4 separate regions of the Homo sapiens genome follow, and all the other regions are linked to region 1. A link is a loop called in an ENCODE intact Hi-C map of the cell type or tissue named here. Cell type or tissue: mammary epithelial cell. All regions are shown on one strand. Region 1 overlaps LTBP2 (latent transforming growth factor beta binding protein 2). Region 2 overlaps YLPM1 (YLP motif containing 1). Region 3 overlaps LTBP2 (latent transforming growth factor beta binding protein 2). Region 4 overlaps LTBP2 (latent transforming growth factor beta binding protein 2).

Region 1 (5,000 bases):
GAGGAGCTCTGGTGAGGGGGAGCAAAGGGGATACCCTGCAGGGCTGGGCCAGGCCCCAGGGAGGGGGATGCCCTCACCTTGGAACTGGGGATCTAGAAAGAAGGAGCAGAGCAAAGGCCCTGTCTTCCATCCCTGCTGTTTGGGGACAAAGTAGGGCAGGGGAGAGGTGGGGAGAGGAATGTTGCCAGGATCTCCCAGAGGGTACCAGTCCTTGCATGCTCCCAGAGACAAAGCCAGCCAGGCTTTAGCTGGCAGGAGCTAGAACCCAGCTCCTTCTCTCCCTCCTCCCTGACAGAGGTCTATGCTCAGCTGTGCAACGTGGCTCGCATTGAGGCAGAGCGGGAGGCCGGGGTCCACTTCCGGCCAGGCTATGAGTATGGCCCCGGGCCCGATGACCTGCACTACAGCATCTATGGCCCAGATGGGGCCCCCTTCTACAACTACCTGGGCCCCGAGGACACCGTCCCTGAGCCTGCCTTCCCCAACACAGCCGGTCACTCAGCGGACCGCACACCCATCCTTGAGTCTCCTTTGCAGCCCTCAGAACTCCAGCCCCACTACGTGGCCAGCCATCCAGGTCTGTGTTGCTGCAAAACTGGGGAAGAGGTGGGCACCAAAGCTGTTTCACTTCCATCTCCTCCACCTGCTAGTCATATTGCCAGCAGGGTGAGGACTGGGAAGGGGAAAGACACACCAAGCCAGAGGTCCCCGTTCACGGCTCGCTTGAGACAAGTACATACGCCCAGGTCCGACCCTAACAACTCCGTCATAAACTATCACAGGGACACAAAAAGGTACAGGACACTGCCCCTGTCCCAACCTACAAGCTTCCTGTGGGGACTGAGAGAGAGAGAGAAAGCTGTTCACTGCAGTCTTTTTCTCCCTCCACGCCACCTACAGGCTGCAGAATAACCTGCTCTAAGGACACCCAGCATTCACACTTGTGACCTGAAGTGTGGATTAAGGTTTTCTAAGGACTTTAAAGGCCCACCGTGATGACTCGGTTTGTGAATGGTGCGATCCAAACACTCAGGCCTTGGAGTCTAATGAGGAAGTCAAGCCTAGCACTGTGCCATGCACACGGTACCCACCACAGGCAAAGCTACCACATCAGACTAAAACCATACCTCTGGGTAGGGTGTGGCCTTTTCCATGGGGTGGAGGGGTGCTTAGGGAGTGAAGAGGGTTAGGTAGATCTGGTCAATGTTTTGCTTTGTGTTGAGTGAGGCCCCTCTGCTACCAATTGTTCCCCACTTCCCAAAAACACGATGTGAAGGTTTAAACAAAACACCTCACCCCTTCCCCACGCCCAAACCCAAAAACTATGTAGCAACACACTCCTCGACCACCCAAACCCCAGCAGGAGCCGGGCATTGTGGAAGCAGCGAGTCTCAGCCTCCCTGGAGCCCTCATTTGAAGCCCAGAGCACCTCTCCCCATCTAAAATGACACATACTTTTTTTTTCAAGAGTACTGCCTTTTGTTCTAGCATCTTTCCACAAGAATTTTATGATCCTCTCTGCCCCCACCCCCACAGTTCCACAGGGGCACCCTTTGTCCAGAAGGGCGAGGGTCCCAGCATTAGGGAGAGTCTGGACACAGCCCTCAGCCTCCTCCTCTCTCCGATTTCCTCCTCCCAGAGCCCCCAGCCGGCTTCGAAGGGCTTCAGGCGGAGGAGTGCGGCATCCTGAACGGCTGTGAGAATGGCCGCTGTGTGCGCGTGCGGGAGGGCTACACCTGTGACTGTTTTGAGGGCTTCCAGCTGGATGCGGCCCACATGGCCTGCGTAGGTAAGTGCAGAATTCTGATGGAGGAGTCAGGCTGGCCCACTGCCCACAGAGACGCCTGAACTCAGGAAGGCTGGAAGAGCCACTGCTGCCTCCTAGTGGGGCTGTCTGCATCAGGCTGGAAGGGAAGAAAGCGCCAAAGGAAGGTTTAATTATGTGCTTTAGAAAGCCCCTTCCGTGCAGGTTCCCAGACAAAAGACAAGGACAAGAGAGCACGGTCTTGGGCATGGTATGAGCTTGCTGCCCCCTGCTTTGTCCTTGAGTTGCTTGGTTTTGGGAAGTGACTTCAGCCTCTGGCTGTCACACTTAGGGTTTCACTCTAGGGCAGTGGCCAGGGCTTACTAACCAGAGAGGTGGAGGCAGCCAGCAGAGGCACCTGGGCTCCCTACAGCACTCTCCTTTGTTTCCTCTTAGATGTGAATGAGTGTGATGACTTGAACGGGCCTGCTGTGCTCTGTGTCCATGGTTACTGCGAGAACACAGAGGGCTCCTACCGCTGCCACTGCTCCCCGGGATATGTGGCTGAGGCAGGGCCCCCCCACTGCACTGCCAAGGAGTAGCAGTCAGGGGTCAGTGTGGCAACTACCTGGAAATGGCCTCCAGTCACAGGCAGGGGCCTTGAGGATGATTTCCTAGCTGGGAAGACACCGTGACATCAGGCCAGAGGTTTCCAATCAGCCTTGCCTGCTTTCATCTCTCCCAGCTTAGCCTCTGGCTGTAAGCTTCGGTCATTGCCTCCATGCCCTTGCTTGGCTCAAGCACCACCAATCGCTTTAATGCTTCAGCCACCGCATGAGGCCCTGTCCACCACCTTTCCTGGCCTTGCTATGGGATGCTTACCAAAGGATGGCCCTCATCCACCCTCCCAAGCTGTGCGAGCATGCAAGGCCCCATGGCCTCACACTGCAGACACCCCTTTCCAGCCACAATCCACCATCATCCTGACGATCCCACAACTGGGACAGAGGCTACATCTGCCCTAGGGAGGTCCTTCAGAATCTGTGGAGCAAGAAAGGATTTGGGGAAGCTTGGGGACTGACTCCAGAGCCCCCTCCTAAGAACCATCACCACCACTCAGCCAATCTGTTCTGGGCCCTGATTTTGCCACACCTCCATCCTGTAGCCCATTCTCTGACCCCAAGGAGTGGCAGAAGATCCCTTCACTCAGAGAAGCAAGGCTGATATTAGCTTGTTGAATGTAAGAGACACAAATGAAGAAGAACAAAGAGCCTGAGAAAGCAGCAAGAGGACATGATGAAAAATACGTGGAGTTGATGAGAAAGGGGAGCCAAGGCTTTATACGTCTAAAGAAAATATTCAGTAGCTGAATCCGCCCAGTGATAGCCTGTGGGCACCAGCAGCAAGGGCTGCCATGGGATACAGCACCCATCTACAAAGACCTCTATTACATAAACACTGCTTCTTACAGGAAACAAACCTCTTCTGGGATCTCCTTTTGTGAAAACCAGTTTGATGTGCTAAAAGTAAAAAGTCTATTTTCCAGTGTGGTCTTGTTCAGAAGCAGCCAGATTTCCAATGTTGTTTTTCCCCTCCACTCAGAAACCCCTGCCCTTTCCCTTCAGAAAACGATGGCAGGCATTCCTCTGAGTTTACAAGCAGAGACTCACTCCAACCCAAACTAGCTGGGAGTTCAGAACCATGGTGGAATAAAGAAATGTGCATCTGGTCTCTTCTGTTGTTTTTATTTCATATCAGATTAAATTTCTTTACCATGTTGGCTAAGTCTAAATATTAGAGATGAGGCTGTGCCTACTCCCTGGCCAGCTCTGCTGATAGCCTATGATGGGTTCCAATGGGAAATGACTCTTTACTATTAAAAGACAAGGAAAGCTCTGACTTCGTACTTCTCTGATGAATGGCAATGTAAATGAACAAGGCTCCATGTGACTGGAGCATGGAAGTGAATGCTACTTTCTTAATTTAATCTGCCCTGTCCTACCTGCTCCTCTGATTGTTAGCCATCACATAACTTATTGAATGCTTGCCATGTGCCAGGCACTGTGCTGAGTGCCATACATACATTTCATTTAATTATCCAATAATCCTACTTACTATTGTTTATTCTCAATTTACAGGTGAGGAAACTGAGACATAGAAAGCTTAAATAATTTGCTCTAGGTCCCTATACTAATTGAGATGTTTTCAGCAGACAAAAATAAGTCACTCTTACGCATGTAAAAATATTCTTTCACTCATAATAAAAGAAATGCAACTTAAAACCATACTGAGATCCTTTTTAAAACTGTCAGATTGGCAAAGATCAAAAAGCTTGTTAAGACTCCTAGCTGGCAAGCATGTGGGAAATAGGTACTCTCATAACAGCTGACAGAAGTACATATTGAAGAGGACAATATGGCAATGTCCTTCAAAATTATAAAAGCACTAACTCTTTGATCCAGTAGTTTCCACTTCTAGGAACTTAACCTTCAGATATATTTTCACCAGATATAAAATGACATACGTAAGAAGTTATTACTGCATCATTTGTAATAGCTAAAGATTAGAAACAATTAATTGCTATGGAACCCTTAAAAAAGGTGGCTCTAAATTCCTTAAGAAAGATATCCAAAACAAATTAAGGGGAAAAGGGAGGGTTGCATAACAGCATGTAACATAACACTATTTGTCTAAAGAATGGGGAAAGAGAAGCGGTTGTCTGTTCACCTCATCCTTGCCACTCCGCCTTATACCTCACCATCGGAGAACTTACCATCCCCCAAATATATCCTGCTGGCACTACACCTTCGTAACTGCTGTTCCCACTGCCCCCACAACACTCCAATCTCCACCTTCCTGCCAACCTTGAGATATTGTATGCATATATACATATTTCCTTTGTTTAAAATACAAATAGCATACTATGCATGCTGTTCTGCACTTTGCTTTTTTTTTATACTTGCAATTAGAGCTGCCTCATTTCATTTTACAGCTGTATACTATTCCATTGAATGGATAAACCATAATTTATTTAATCAGTCCCTCACTGACAGACGTTTCCATTGTTTCCTGTCTTTTGCTATAAATAATGCTGTAATGAATATTCTTGTGCATATTTCACATTAATTTATGGGATTACATCTGCAGGATAAATTCTTAGAACCAATGGTGGTTTGTGGGGAGGGTGACAGGGTGGATAGGTACAGGATTGGGAGACTTTTCACTGTATCTCCTTTTGTATTTTTTTGAATTTTGT
Region 2 (5,000 bases), 300 kb before region 1:
TCTATATAGTGAAAGTAAAAGATACATTTTTTAAAATTATTGTTTATATGAGAAAGGGTTAATATCTATATTATATTAAGGATAATGAGTTAATTTAAAAAAAAAAAACCTGACTCAAACAGATAAATGGGTGAAGGACACAAACAGAATTTCTGTAAGAGGAAAGTATAATTAACAAATATGGGAAAATATTCATGTTCACTAGTAATCAAAAATGCTGTATTAAAATTATTAAATATACCAAAAATATTAAGTAGCTAATGCTTACGAGGCTATAGTATAGATGTTATACAATTATTTTTTTTCATTTATTTATTTATATATTTTTTTGAGACAGAGTCTCACTCTTGTTGCCCAGGCTGGAGCGCAGTGGCGCTATGTGCAACCTCTACCTCTCAGGTTCAAGCAATTCTCCTGCCTCAGTCTCCCTAGTAGCTGGGATTACAGGTGCGCACCACCTGGCGCGTGCCTGGCTAATTTTTGTATTTTTAGTAGAGGCGAGGGTTCACCATGTTGGCCAAGCTGGTCTTGAACTCCTGACCTCAGGTGATGCACTTGAGACAGAGTCTTGATCTGTCACCCAGGCTGGAGTGCAGTGGTGCAATCTTGGCTCACTGCAACCTCTGCCTCCCAGGTTCAAGCGATTCTCCTGCCTCAGCCTCACCTGTAACTAGGATTACAGGCACATGCCACCAAGCCCAGCTGATTTTTATATTTTTAGTAGAGACGGGGTTTCACCATGTTGGCCAGGCTGGTCTGGAACTCCTGACCTCTTGTGATCCACCTGCCTTGGCCTCCCAAAGTGCTGGCATTGCAGGCATGAGCCACCACACCCGGCCATTATACAACTATTATAGAGAGCTGTTTGGCTATGTGACAGGAATCATTTAAAAAGTATGCTTATTCTGGGCCAGGTGTGGTGGCTCATGCCTGTAATCCTAGCACTTTGGGAGGCTGAGGCAGGTGGATCACCTGAGGTCAGGAGTTCAAAACCAGCCTGGCCAACATGGTGAAACCCTATCTCTATTAAAAATACAAAAAAAATGAGCCAGGAATGGTGGCAGGCACCTGTAATCCCAGCTACTCAGGAGGATGAGGCAGGAGAATCACTTGAACCCGGGAGGTGGATATTACAGTGAGCTGAGATTGTGCCACTGCACTCCAGCCTGGGTGACAGACTACATTCCGTTTCAAAAAAAAAAAAAAAAAGTATGCTTATTCTTTGACTGAAGTGTCCCACTTTGGGACGTTAAAATCACTGTTGGCTGGGTGCAGGGGCTCACACCTGTAATCCCAGCACTCTGGGAGGACAAGGCATGAGGATCACTTAAGCCCAGGAGTTCGAGACCAGCCTGGGCAACAACGCGAGACCCTGTCCCTACTAACAATTTTTTTTTTTTATTATTAGCCAGGCGTAGGGTGTGTGCCTGTAGTCCCAGTTACTCAGGAGGCTGAGGTGAGAGAATCACTTGAGCCCAGGAGTTTGAGGCTCCAGTGAGCTATGATTGTACCACTGTATTCCAGCCTCCCAGGCAACAGAGCAAAAAAAAAGAGACAAAACAAAAACATAAAACTTACTCCTAAGAAGTTATTGGCCGGGTGCGGTGGTTCATGCCTGTAATCCCAGCACTTTCGGAGGCTGAGGCAGGTGGATCACCTGAGGTCAGGAGTTCAAGACCAGCCTGGCCAATTGGTAAAACCCTGTCTCTACTAAAAATACAAAAAATTTAGCCAGGTGTGGTGCCAGGCACCTGTAATCCCAGCTACTTGGGAGGCTGAGGCAGGAGAATCGCTTAAACCCAAGAGGTGGAGGTTTCGGTGAGCTGAAATCATGCCACTGCACTCCAGCCTGGACAACAGAGTGAGACTCCATTTCAAAAAAAAAAAAAAGGAAAAAAGAAAAGGAGTTATCTAAAATAAGAACCCAATACAAAGACATTCATTAGGGTAATATTAAGAATAACAGTGAAAGATTAGAAACAAATTCCAACAGAAATTGAATTAATTCAATAAATTATTGTAAATCAAAAAATAATATAGCATATAACAATATGGAAAGATGATTATGATTTGTTAAGCAAATAAAGCAGAAATGTGGATGTACAATCTGGCGCTTCTATTTACTAAGACACACAAAGATGAAAGATATAGTTATTATCTTATGGACTCAATTTAGAAAGAAAGACAAGAAAACAGACACTCAAAATGCAACATAATAAAGATGACAACAAAGACTAGTACAAGATGTTACAGGGTATGTACAAGGGTAATTGCCCTACATAGGTGGAAGAGAAAATAGTAGAGCTGAGTTGTAAAAGATAAACAAACATTAGCCAGTTGCAGGAGGGGATGGGAAGGCAAAGAAAAGACTCTAGGCTTAGAGAACAACATGCATACGCAAAGGAATGAAGAAGTAAAAGAATCTAGCACATTCACAAAATTGTTAAGTAGCTCTATGTGGAGGGAAAATGAAGCATCAGAGAGTGGAGTAGCAAGCAATGGTCAGCAGAGGTCAGGCCAGCTCAGGAAGAACAAGAAAGTCATGCAAGAGATTCTAAATTTCATCCTGAAGGCATGGGAGAACATTGAAGTTTTAAAGCCAGGTAGCCACATGGTGAGATTTGTTTTAAAATGTCCATCTGGCCACAAATCACATCGACGCTGCCTGAAGTGGAGTATAGGGGTAGTCCCAATCTCAAAAGGGCATGAGAGAACTTTTTAGGGTGATGAGAATTTTGTTTTGTTTTGTTTTGATTTTGAGATGGAGTTTCGCCCGTTGCCCAGGCTGGAGTGCAATGGCGCGATGTCGGCTCACCGCAACCTCTACCTCCCGGGTTCAAGTGATTCTCCTGCCTCGGCCTCCTTAGTAGCTGGGATTACAGGCATGCGCCACCACGCCCGGCTAATTTTGTACTTTTAGTAGAGACGGGGTTTCTCCAAGTTGGTCAGGCTCATCTCAAACTCCCGACCTCAAGTGATCCACCCGCCTTGGCCTCCCAAAGTGCTGGGATTACAGGTGTGAGCCACCGCGCCTGGCCGAGAATTTTTTTATCTTTTGGTATACATCTGTCAAAACTCGAACTATAGGCTTAAAATGGGTGTAATTATACTTGAGAATTTGATTCAAAGGAGGTAAAATCAATCAGCAGCAGGGTAGGACAAATCAGCAAGATGGAGCAAGATGGAGGGTTGATTTTCAGGTTTCAAGTTAGGGTGACTAGGTGATGGTGAGGAAAAAAGACAATTTAATGGGGTATGATAACGAGCCCCATTTTGAATATGCTGCATTTGACAGGAGTCACATCCACAGACAGAAACCCTGCAGACAGGTAGATGCGTACAAAGGTCAGGAGATCCGATCTGGGGAGTCAACAACACCATGGTGGTCACTGATGTCAACAACTATGTCTTACTGTTAAGTATTAGACCAGGATGGAAGGGAACACTGAGAAATGAAAAGTGTTAATTTGATGAAATGGTTCAGTAGAGGTTCAGTAGAGCTGTTTTCTTCATTATGCTGTCATAAAACTACCTGCAAGATAACATTTTAAACATTTGAAAAGCCCATTACTGGCTTAAAGGTAAAATAACAAAAATAAAAGAAGTCCTGGCATGCTCTTGGGAAAAAAAGGAGAACTTAATTACTCAAGTCTTTAACATAAACACCCCTTTTCATACTGCCTGAACAGTTCTGAAGTATGTACTGGGGTATGACATTTCCCCATCTGAAGGACTAGTAGCCTGAAGAGGTAGGAAGCATCACGAGGCCCACATCTAGCCCTGCCTAGATGGAAAACAGGACTTTTTTTTTTTTTTGGTAGAGATAGGGGTCTCACCATTTTGCGAAGGCTGGTGTCAAACTCCTGGGCTCAAGCAATCCTCTCGCCTTAGCCTCCCAAAGTGCTAGAATTACAGGTGTGAGCCACTATGCCCAGCCAACAGGACTATTTTAACATAAAAATTATTAGAAAAATTCTACCATTTTGTGAACAGAAGCTATGTAGTTCAGGTGTACTTGGTGTACTTATCAAAATCTGGGGAAAAGGAGCATCTCTACCACACTTTTGAACATGCTTTTAAGGTGTTCAAAGTTCAATTACCATAAACTTTTAAGTTTCCAAAATTTACATTTTATAGAGGAAATTTGTTATTTATTCAACTTCTAAAAAAAATCAAACAACATAGAAACATACAAAGTAGAAACCATTTCATTTTCTGAGCACACATTCTCCCATACCGGATACATTCCAGGTCTTGAAGATGTATTCTGCAATCTTGATTCCTGAGGTGGTAGATGGTCAGCCATCTGTGGCTCAGACCCGAAGTCTTTCATCTTTTGAAGCTGTTCTTTCTGTTCCCTGCAAACAAATAAAATTGACATAGTACATAAAGCATGCTTATTCCATTCCTAAGTGACTACAATTAATATTTAATTAAAAAAAGGAGACCTAAAAAATCCTTGTCCTAAAATTCTCTGCAGTGGCCATACACTGAGCAGCTCCAGGATTACCCTCTTTTGCTTTTATGTAGCTAACTCATCAGTCATTTAAGACATATAAATAATTATAAATTATTGAAGATATTCAAGAATAGATTCTACAACCTGCCTCAGTTGTTTTCTACTATCTCATCTACTTGTTATGTTTTTCTTTAATCCAACCAAAAGCTCTCTTGCTATTTTTTTTTTTTTTTTTTTGAGACAGAGTCTCACTCTGTCGCCTGGGCTGGAGTGCAATGGCGCGATCTCAGCTCACTACAACCTCTGCCTCCCGGGTTCAAGTGATTCTCCTGCCTCAGCCTCCCGAGTAGCTGGGTCTACAGGCATGCACCACCGCGCCCGGCTAATTATTTGTATTTTTTTAGTAGAGACGGGGTTTCACTATATTGGCCAGGCTGGTCTCGAACTCCTGACCTCATGATCCGCCTGCCTCAGCTTCCCAAAGTGCTAGGATTACAGGCGTAAGCCACCACGCCCGGCCTATTTTTTTCAACTCTTTAGA
Region 3 (5,000 bases), 66 kb before region 1:
GGGCCTCCAAGGGGAGTTTTCCATGACTATTTTTAACCTTGTTACTTTCTGGTGAAAACACTTTTTTCAAGGCTTCCTTTTCAAGCATGAGGTTCATAGGATGAGGCCCAGACTGTTGGCCTTCTGTACTAGGTCCCGAAGTATAGTTCTCAAGATGGTGCAAAGATTCGTGGTATAGGCTCTGGAACTAGAATATCTGCAGAATGCCTGTATTTGATTCCTAGTCATTGACTATGTGACCTTAAGTAAGTTACCTAGCTTCTTTATGCCTCATCTGGAAAAGGGATAATAATAATACCTACTTCCTAATTTTAATGGTGGTTAACTGAATTAATATATGTAAAGTGCTTAGCACAGTGCCTGGCATATGATTAGCACTATGTAACTGTTGGCTATTATTATTCTCATCCTTGACTCCTCCTATTTCTCTTTAATCAGACAGGTCTGATTATCCCTGAACACCATGCCAGCACATTCCTGAATATGTCCGTTTATGCTTGTGGCTCTCTCTGCACTCCCCACCCCTTCCTCCGGCTCATGTCTCCCACCCTCTGGAAAGCATTCCCCAGTGATCCAGCCCCACGGCCGCGCTGGAACATGCTGGCTGGACAGCTTACCTGGCCATAAGACTCCTGGCTTCTGCCCCTCTCCTCCATCTCTGCTCTTGGATTGTTATGAAATGCTCGCATGCAGGGGGCTGGCCCGGGGCTGCTGTATATAGTGTACCTGCTGTGTCCTGCACAAGGGTGCCAGGCAGGAGATGAACCCTGGGGCCAAAATCTAGCCTGTGTTCTGCTCACCCAGCACCGGGACCACGCTACATCAGCCTGAAGGAAGTAGGGCAACTTCTGTAAACTGGCTGCCCAGAGAGGCCTCTTGTGATTTGTGCGAAGGCACCAGGTATGCTCGGCCTCTCCCTACCCCCTGCCCCCCAGTCTGGGTGGCAAGCTCTTGGTGGGAAAGATGCCCTTTGCATAATGCCTGATGGGACGGTGCACGTTGGCGGTGGTTGAACGACGAATTCATGAAATCCAGGTTCACCGTGTGCTGACAAGTCTTCCCGAGGGAACTCGGAGCCAGGGGCCTCAGACTGCCTGCGGGCCCTGGGTGGCTGAGGAATGGGGCCCAGCTAGGGCTGGGGAGATGGTTCCAGTGAGGCAGGAGGACTGGGAGAAGCCATGGAGAAGTCTGAAGTTGAGTGTGAGAAATATTTTCAGGGCAGCAGCTGTGTGCCCAGCGCTGTGACGACTCCATGGAAGATATGAAGAGGGTAAGGCCCAGTCCCTTCCCTCCTGGGGGTCTGTGTCCCCCGCCGAGCTGCAACCCTTTGGGTGGTCCAGCTGGGCCCAGAAGGAGACAGGGAAGCACTTAGAGGGGCTCTTTTTCCTGGTGGGAAGAAGAGGGCTATCGCCACAGCAGCTGGACACATGGGCAAGCTAGGGAGAAAATGAGGGGCATTTCCTGGAGCCCTGAGAACCTCTCAGGGCCACCCCCACCCCGCCTCTGCCCCTGAGGTGGCCCGGGTGTGAGCCCAGTGCCCAGGCAGCTCGCTCTGGCTCTCTTGCCTGGCTCTCTTACCCTGCCAGGAGGGAACAAAGGCCGCGCAGGATCTCGAGGGGCCAGGGCTTGGCAGCCCGGCAGCCTAAAGGCTGGCTGCTCGGTGGAAAAGTGTTCACAGTGGACCAACACATGAGGGGGCTGGAGGGTGGAGGGGAGAGATGTGGCTCCTAGGAGTCTCTGGACCCTTTAGAAACTGAGGCAGCACCTACTTCAGGGCTGCCCTTGAGGGGGGACCGGGCTGCAGGCAAGGGCTGGGTGCCCCTCCCTGACATTAACCCCGACACGCAGAGCTCATGCCTCCCTCCGTCTCCCTGCCTGAAACAGGAATGCTGTGTTCCCTTGAGCTGTCTGGGAAGCAGGGCAGGGTGTGGTCTGGACAGGAGAGACTGCCCCAGGGCTCTACCTCCTCCCCACCCACAGCCTGGCAGGGTCATCCCCTGGGGTCTGTGTGCTGGGGAATCCAGTCCTTTCAGACCTAGGTGTGGCCATAGGAAGAGCTAGAGGCCCAGAGCCTCAGAGCACTGGGGATGTGACTCATGGCAGCCAGGTGGGGTGAGTGGGGTGCCTGGAGCTGACTGATGAGGGCAAAGAGGTTGGGTGGGTGCGCCAAGCAGACACAGCAGCAGGAGTGATCTTGAGACTCCTTGGGGACACGGGGGAGAGGGCTGGCTCTCGACCCTTTAGGATAGGCACCAGGGAATGTTGATGATGCCCTATCAGCGTGCCAGGCAACAAGAAGGTACAGATTCCAATCCAGGCTCTGGGCCCGTTGAACATGCTGTCCCTACTCGTCTCCCTATCTTAGGTCCCCAGGGGTTTGGCAGCCAAGGGCCTGCCTGGCCAGACAGGAGGAGAAAGGAGCAGAGCTCTGCAAGGGCCTTCCTCTGCCTTGCCAGCACCCAGATCCTCAGGGGAGACCAAGCCATCAGGGAAACACAGGGCATGTTAAGCTGAAGTGAGCTGCCCCTGCAGCCGCAGGAAGGAGCAGCCTCTGCGCTTTGGCCGGCAGCAGAGAGAGTTCTGGGAACGCCTTCCTCTCTTGGAGCTTTCTCCTAGATCCTTCCTATTCCTCTGGCTGCTCCCTTCCAGATGCCTTCAGAGCCTCTCCCTCTGTCTGCCTCTTAAGCGTTGGTGTTCCCTAGGCCCCCTCTGCCCTTCTTTGTTCTCTTTCCTCTTACATTTCTCAAACTGTTTAGGTGTCAGAACACCTGGAAGTCATAAGGAGTACCACGAAATATCAATATACTTAATTTCATGATTAGAGCTGGGAACAGTTTTATTAGCAGAAACTATGACGATTGTCTATGTATGCATAAAAAAAATTAAAAAAAAAAACCCAGCTATAGGCACACGCACGTGTCCGTGAAAAGCGCAAACTGTGGGATGAAGTATGATAGGCTGTTGCCACATTTTTCCGTTAATATTAATTTACGGCTTGTTCGTTTGTTTAATCGTGTGCTAGCAGACAAGTGGTAGCAGGCGCCAGAGGTTGGAGAAGAATTTATGGGAGCAAGACTTAGAACTGAGACCATTCTGTTCATTATTACATTTTCCCCTTTTAAATTGGAAAACGTTGGCAGAGTTAACGCCCCAGTCAGGCAGTGGCACTCTGAAGCATGGTTTGTTCTGCCTGCTTTCCTCGAATGATATCATCCTTCCCTCTTAACTCTACAGCTACCACCTCTACTCTTACAACCTCCTCCCAGCCCCAACTGTGTCTACAGCCCCAAAACTCTCTCCCAAGTTCTGCCTCCTGGGTGTTTCCATCTCAAGATACCAAGCACTCATTATATCCAAAACTGAGCCCATCATTCACTTCTTGGATTTCTCATGTTGAGATCTTGGCTCTTGGAACTCCCTCCACCTATTAGTCCAAGTCATAGCTGGGAATTATCTGTCTCTACATCTGAAATAGCCCTTGCATCCATGCCTTCTTCTTGGTTCTTTCCTCGGCCACTGATAGCCTAGACCACAGCCAAAGCCTTCCAGCTGGCCTCCAGCTCGCCTCTCTTTAGTCCACTCTCTACCAGGTGGTCTTTCACTGCAATAATCATCATTTAAGAATGCCCATCCCAACATGTCCTAGGCCTGCTTGAAGACCACGAGTGACTTGAGGCTAACATGTGGCTTCCCCTCTGCCCCCTCACCTTTGCTAGGGTACTAGTCCCTTTGTCCACCCCGCATTGGAGCTTAGGGGACAAAAGACTTCAACCAAGGTTGGAGTTTTTGCCATCCCTGGGGTCAGTGCATGGCCTGTAACAGGCACTCAGTACTTGCCCTTTGAATGAGTGAAAAAGTGTAGCTGTTCTTCGGACCGGGTCATTTCCTGCTTCAAAATCTCAGGACACTCCCCTTCACCCACTCAGTACAGCCCAGACACCTCCCTGAATATTTCAAGACCTTCACCATAAGGGCACAGACCTATTCTTTAATCCCTCAAAGCCTCAATGTCCTCATTTGTAAAATGGCGATAAAGAAACGATTAATGGTAGATTTAGGATGAAGTTACCTGGTTTGGTAACCTGGCCTCAGCACTTAGGAGTTCAGCCACCTTCTGCAAGGCATAGAACCCCCATAGCCTCTGTTTTCTTGACTATAAAATGGGGATAATGAGTATCTAAGTCTTAGGATATGGAGAGCTCTATGTGAGAGGATGCACGTAATGGGCGTTATTGGCACAGAACATGGCACAAAGAAAGTGTCATTAAATTATAGCACCAGTTGGCTGGGCCTGGTGGCTCACACCTGTAATCCCAGCACTTTGGGAGGCTGAGGTGGGCGGATCACCAGGTCAAGAGTTCAAGACCAGCCTGGCCAATATGGTGAAACAAAAACAAAAAAAAATTAGCCTGGCATGGTGGCGAGCACCTGTAGTCCCAGCTACTCAGGAGGCTGAGGCAGAAGAATTGCTTGAACCTGGGAGACGGAGGTTGCAGTGAGCCGAGACTGCGTCACTGCACTTCAGCCTGGGCAACAGAGTGAGACTCTGTCTCAAAATATATATATAAAAATATATAAAATATAAATATATATATATAAATATATATATAAATATATATAAATATATATATATAAATATATATATAAATATATATATAAATATATATAAATATATATATAAATATATATATAAATATATATAAATATATATAAATATATATAAATATATATAAATATATATATAAATATATATATAAATATATATAAATATATATATAAATATATATATAAATATATATATAAATATATATATAAATATATATATATAAATATATATATAAATATATATATATAAATATATATATAAATATATATATAAATATATATATAAATATATATATATAAATATATATATAAATATATATATATAAATATATATATAGCACCAGTTTATTCCCTACCCACCCACTTCCCACTTCCTGTTCTCCACCCTGCCACAT
Region 4 (5,000 bases), 89 kb before region 1:
CTGGGCAACCCTTGGACTAAGGCAATCCTCCAGCCTCAGCCTCCTAAAGTGCTGGGATTACAGGCGTGAGCCACCGCACCCACCTCTAGGATCTCTACTATTGAGGAAAAATTGGAGGCATCAAACTCCAAGGGCAAAACATGAAGACTCGCTGGCCCACCATGGATGGAGGTTTTCTCTCTTAAAATTCCCACAGCACCGCATGGAACTGCCTCTCCTGGGACCTCAGCGTTTCCTTCTTTGCTCTAAGCAATAGCCTCTGCCACTGGAGATTCTGAGATGGCCGATTTCCTTTTGGATATTTAAGTTTTGAAATCATGCTCATTTGGCATAGGAATGTTTCACTTCAGTCTCCTTTAAACAAAAGGACACACAACCACGATTGCCCCTCCCTCCCGAAGGGTCACTGGACTTCATGCATCAGTAATGTTTCCAAAAATATCTTAAGTACCAACATGCAGTGGCCAGCTTTTCATTTTTCCAAGTGAAGCCATCAGGAAAAAACAAAAAACAAAACTAATTACCACTTGTCATCACCTTTAATTAAAAAGAACATTTTAACTCCAAAAATGTAGAAAAGACATCATCTCAAAAGACACTCTTTAGATGGGAAAAATATAGCCTATGAAAAAGAAACAACCCAGGAAAGTGTTTCTTTTCCTGACTTTATGGCAGATGGGTAAAAACTGTCAGAACTGTCCCATTCATAGACAGGCACTGGAAGCCACCATCATGGACCATTTAGGGGTGACTTTTGGGGGAATGGAGAGAGAGGAGAGGAGTCTACATACTTCAATCCCATAATGCAAACACTCAGCTCAAAACACAATGCTTAATTTCCGTGAGGAAGCCAGGTAGTTCCAGGCATCTTGCCGAGACTTGTGAAAACAAGAGAGGATGCGAGTGAAGCCGGCGAGAGCTGGTTCTAAACCTCCAAAAACCTGAAACTTCTTGGAGGCTCTGCCTCAGCAGATTGGGCCTCTGCACAGCATCCTACATGGTTAATTCAGAAGGGTTACCTTCCTGAGGGGATTTTTCCCACCAACACGTCTGGCTGGTTTGGAAGCCTTTTAGAACTTGATTTACTAGGCTATTATATACTAAATGCCATTTCCACAGTTCCCCCTAACCACTCATTTCCCATGAGCTGTTTGTTCATTGTACCAACCAAAGTTTGCCAGCCCTAACCCTCACTGAAGACCTAATTCCCTGCTTGGAAAATGGTTTCTAGGAATGTGGGAACCCCCACTGGCCAGGGCTTCTCCCTCTGCAGGGCCCAGTCTTGTTCACCTTTCTGGCCTCGGCACCCAGTCTGATCAAGATAAGGTGCTCACTACATGTTTTCGGAATGTATTATTAGCAAGCAAGGCAGAACCAGAGCTAAGTGAGTCGTGGTGTGCCGTAGGGGCTTGGCTCACAGGGTTTGGGGTCTTGGATTTCTAGACAGTGAAAGATCTTATTTTATATATATATTTAATTTCAATAGCTTTTGGAGTACAAATGGTTTTTGGTTACATGGATAAATTGTTTAGTGGTGAAGTCTAAGATTTTAGTGCACCCATCACCGGAGTAGTGTACATTTTACCCAATATGTAGTTTTTTTTCCGCAACCCTTCCCACTCTTTCCCTTCTGAGTCTCTAAAGTCCATTGTATCACTCTGTATGCCTTTTCATACCCATAGCTTAGCTAGCTTAGCTCCCACTTGTAAGTGATGACATGTATTTGGTTTTCCATTCCTGAGCTACTTCACTTAGAATAATGGCCTCCAGCTCCATCCAAGTTGCTGCAAAAAGACATTATTTCATTCTTTTCTATGACTGAGTAATATTCCATGGTGTATATATATATCACATTTTCTTTTTCTTTTCTTTTTCTTTTTTTGAGGCAGAGTCTCACTGTCGCCCATGCTGGAGTGCAGTAGCACGATCTCGGCTCACTCCTGGGTTTAAGTGATTCTCCTGCCTCAGCCTCCCGAGTAGCTGGGATTACAGGCACCTGCCACCACACCTGGTTAATTTTTTGTATTTTTAGTAGAGATGGGGTTCACCACATTTTCTTTATCCACTCATTGGTTGATGGGCATTAAGTTGGTTCCATATCTTTGCAATCATGAATTGTGCTGCAGTAGACATACACGTGCGGGTGTCTTTTTGATAGAATGACTTCTTTGCCTTTACTCAGTAGTGGGATTGCTGGATTGAATGGTTGACCTACTTTTGGTTCTTTGAGAAATCTCCATACTGTTTTCCATAGGGGTGGTACTAATTTACATTCCCACCAGCAGTGTATAAGTGTTCCCTTTTCACCATGTCTGTGCCAACATCAATTGTTTTGTGACTTTTTAGTAATGGCCATTCTGGCTGGGATAAGGTGGTATCTCATTGTGGTTTTAATTTGCATTTCCCTGATGACGAGTGATGTTGAACATTTTTTCATATATTTGTTGTATGAAGGATCTTATTGTTAATGTGAAGGATGGGCTGTTCTCAGGGCTCAGGAGGGGAAGGATGGAAGCTAGACTGTTTTCCAAAGGCCATCCTCGGGGCAAGGACCACACACTCAGAGGTGGAAGCTGCATGACCTTCCTCTCACCCACGCCGGGCTTTGGGTCTCTGTGGCAGAGAGGTGTGGGTCCATGTGGGAGATCACTCAGGCCTTCCCATTCTATTCCCTCCCTAAAAAAACCCCAAGGCCGAGACCTGCCCTGGGCACATCTGCTTCCTCCATGTTCACTAGCACTGGCGTGGCTGCTGGGCTGGCCCCAGCTGACCATGTTTCCAGTGGTGGTGGTGACAGGGGCCTGGCAGGTGGTCAGGTGGGGACTAAGTATGCTTGGGCAGATGGAGGGGTGGCCAGGCCAAAATCCTGCCGTGGTGGCAGTTTGTGTTTGGGGAAGTGCTCTGGGTTACAATTCTCTGACATGGTTTTACCTAGAGGCCTGGAGCCTGCCAGGAAGAGGTGCCTGGGCATGAAGAAAAATGCTCTGGCCTCAGAGCCCAACTTGTGGTTGGAATGCTATTAAAACCTGTTATTTCCCATGCTCTCTGCTGATAGACTGGTCTTGAGTGCCCTTGGTGCACAATGTCCAATTTATTCATCCTTTGTGTCTCTGGTCAGCATCACCTCCTCCAAGAAGCCTTCCCTGACTTTCCCTACTCCCTGCCTCAGCCTGGGTTAGAGGGTCCAGCTGACATAGCACTTGTCATATAACTTGTGTGTTCTACTTTCCGTGTCAGACAGTGTGCTGGAGACACTATCACAAGCTTCACATCCAGTGAGTGCTCTACGAATGCTCATTGGATAAGCCCATGAGATGACGTACATCCTCCATCATTATTTAAAAATTCTGTGTGGGCTTTGGAAGGGTGTGTGGTCCTGGGGTCTCCACTGTCAGGGCCAATTGAGATGTGCAGTTTCTCAGGGCAGAGTTCCCAAGGGTGCATTTGGTGGCTGACTTGAAGCCAACAGATCCCCTTTATTTCCTTATCAGCTCTGGGCCAAGGCTCAGAAATAGTAGAGAGGAAGAAGAAGAACCATGCCCACCCTTCTGGGAGTCAGTGGGGGTGGAAAGAGCCTGGGCTTCTCAGTCACATAGAACTAGATTTGAATCCTGGCTCCACCATTAACTAGCTGGGTGACCTCAGGCAAGTCTCTTAACCTCTCTGAGCTTCAGCAGCATTATCTGTAAAATGGGAATCATAGTCACACCTGCTGCATAGAATTGTCGAGAGGCTTCAGTGAGAGCGTGTATGCAGAGCACGGTGCCAGGCCTATTGTCACACTCATCAGACAGTATCTGCCATAATAAAAATAATAATAATCATGTTATTGTTAGGCATATGTTAGGAGCTAAAGTTACAAAGAGGTGTAAGAGACAGTCACTACACTTCAAGGGGCTGACTATATGAGTCAGGAAATTGAGACACATGCATAAAAAAACTAATGGCAGCGGCCTCGTGCGGCGGCTCACACCTGTAATCCCAGCACTTTGGGAGGCCGAGGTGGGCGGATCACCTGAGGTCGGGAGTTTCAGACCAGCCTGACCAACATGGAGAAACTCCGTCTCCAATAAAAATACAAAATTAGCAGGGCATGGTGTCAGGCGCCTGTAATCCCAGCTACTCGGGAGGCTGAGGCAGGAGAATCACTTGAATCTGGGAGGCGGAGTTTGTGGTGAGCCGAGATCGCGTCATTGCATCCAGCCTGGGCAACAAGAGTGAAACTCCGTCTCAAAACAAAAACCCAAAAAACAAAAACAACAACAACAAAAACTAATGGCAGTATGCAGGGCACGCCCAGTGAATGGCAAACACGACAAGTGTTTTTCCTGTTAATCAAAGGAGGGAGCAGCTGCTGAGAGGTGGGTGTCCAGCATGGGGAAGTGGGTCTTGAGGGAACAGTAGGAGCCAGGTAAATGGAGAGCAAGTGGGAAAGAAGAGAGGACATAGCACATGCAAAGACAGAGAGAAGACAGAGCAGAGGCTACCTGGGGCCACAGCCAGCAGGCCAGCTCGGCTGGAGCACATTGGCTTAGAGGAATGTTAGAGGGGATGAGACCAGGAGGGTCTTCAGCGCTCGTCTATGGACTTGAATCCTGAAGACATCAGGGAGCCATTGAAGGTCTCTGTGACATGGGCCAGGTGGAATTTTGGAGATGTTTATCCCGGCCAGCCCCTGGTTTGGATTCTGGTACTCTTCTCAGAAAGGAGAGTTCAGCTCACAAAACCCAGGAACCTGCTCTGGGTAGCTGTGCCTGGTAGTTTCACAGGTGCCCTTAGGATCCCTGAGATGACAGGGTCTGTGTATCTGCCTCCTCTTCCTCACTGACCTTGCCTACACCTCCTCCGCCACCAGACCCTGGCCTTCCTGGGTCTCTGGCGGCTTCTCGAGTATGCCACGTTCCTTCCAGCCTCCACAGCCTGGTCTTCGCCTCGTCCTCTGCTTGGGAAACTGCCCAGGTCTTTGGGGGTTCGCTTCCTTTGCACGCTCCCATCTCTCT

What was found. Hi-C counts contacts between places; a loop is a spot of excess contacts. Peaks named below come from ENCODE experiments on the same cell type or tissue, not always from the same donor. Only the 100,000 strongest peaks of a DNase experiment are listed, where the experiment ranks them.
Region 2: a loop joins it to region 1, with 13 times the contacts of the local background. A loop is called at or near these places in 18 of 110 quality-filtered maps.
Region 3: a loop joins it to region 1, with 2.6 times the contacts of the local background. A loop is called at or near these places in 8 of 110 quality-filtered maps.
Region 4: it touches region 1 in a loop (3-fold over the local background); 29 of 110 quality-filtered maps call a loop at or near these places.

The regions. Positions count from the first base shown.
Region 1 is chr14:74,498,230-74,503,229 of GRCh38, reverse strand. LTBP2 (latent transforming growth factor beta binding protein 2) reads left to right here. Exons shown (of 36, transcript NM_000428.3): 33 at 1-11; 34 at 296-577; 35 at 1,640-1,789; 36 at 2,201-5,000. The coding sequence ends at 2,346. Among named protein-coding and RNA genes, the nearest start is that of ISCA2, 7.0 kb to the right of the region's middle. RefSeq lists enhancers at 27-721, 2,131-3,126 and a silencer at 2,150-2,444. In mammary epithelial cell, CTCF peaks have their summits at 894 (motif pointing left) and 1,877 (motif pointing left); a DNase peak (open chromatin) is centred at 1,849; H3K27ac peaks cover 351 bases.
Region 2 is chr14:74,801,914-74,806,913 of GRCh38, reverse strand. It overlaps YLPM1 (YLP motif containing 1), which reads right to left. Exons shown (of 21, transcript NM_019589.3): 6 at 4,238-4,358. Among named protein-coding and RNA genes, the nearest start is that of YLPM1, 41 kb to the right of the region's middle. In mammary epithelial cell, a CTCF peak has its summit at 2,506 (motif pointing right); no DNase peak of the experiment used is centred here.
Region 3 is chr14:74,563,966-74,568,965 of GRCh38, reverse strand. All of the region lies in intron 3 of LTBP2 (latent transforming growth factor beta binding protein 2), which reads left to right. Among named protein-coding and RNA genes, the nearest start is that of LTBP2, 46 kb to the left of the region's middle. In mammary epithelial cell, no CTCF peak of the experiment used is centred here; DNase peaks (open chromatin) are centred at 975 and 2,005; H3K4me3 peaks cover 715 bases; H3K27ac peaks cover 4,187 bases.
Region 4 is chr14:74,587,472-74,592,471 of GRCh38, reverse strand. The region is part of intron 2 of LTBP2 (latent transforming growth factor beta binding protein 2); the gene reads left to right. Among named protein-coding and RNA genes, the nearest start is that of LTBP2, 22 kb to the left of the region's middle. In mammary epithelial cell, a CTCF peak has its summit at 2,979; DNase peaks (open chromatin) are centred at 891 and 2,981; H3K27ac peaks cover 2,325 bases.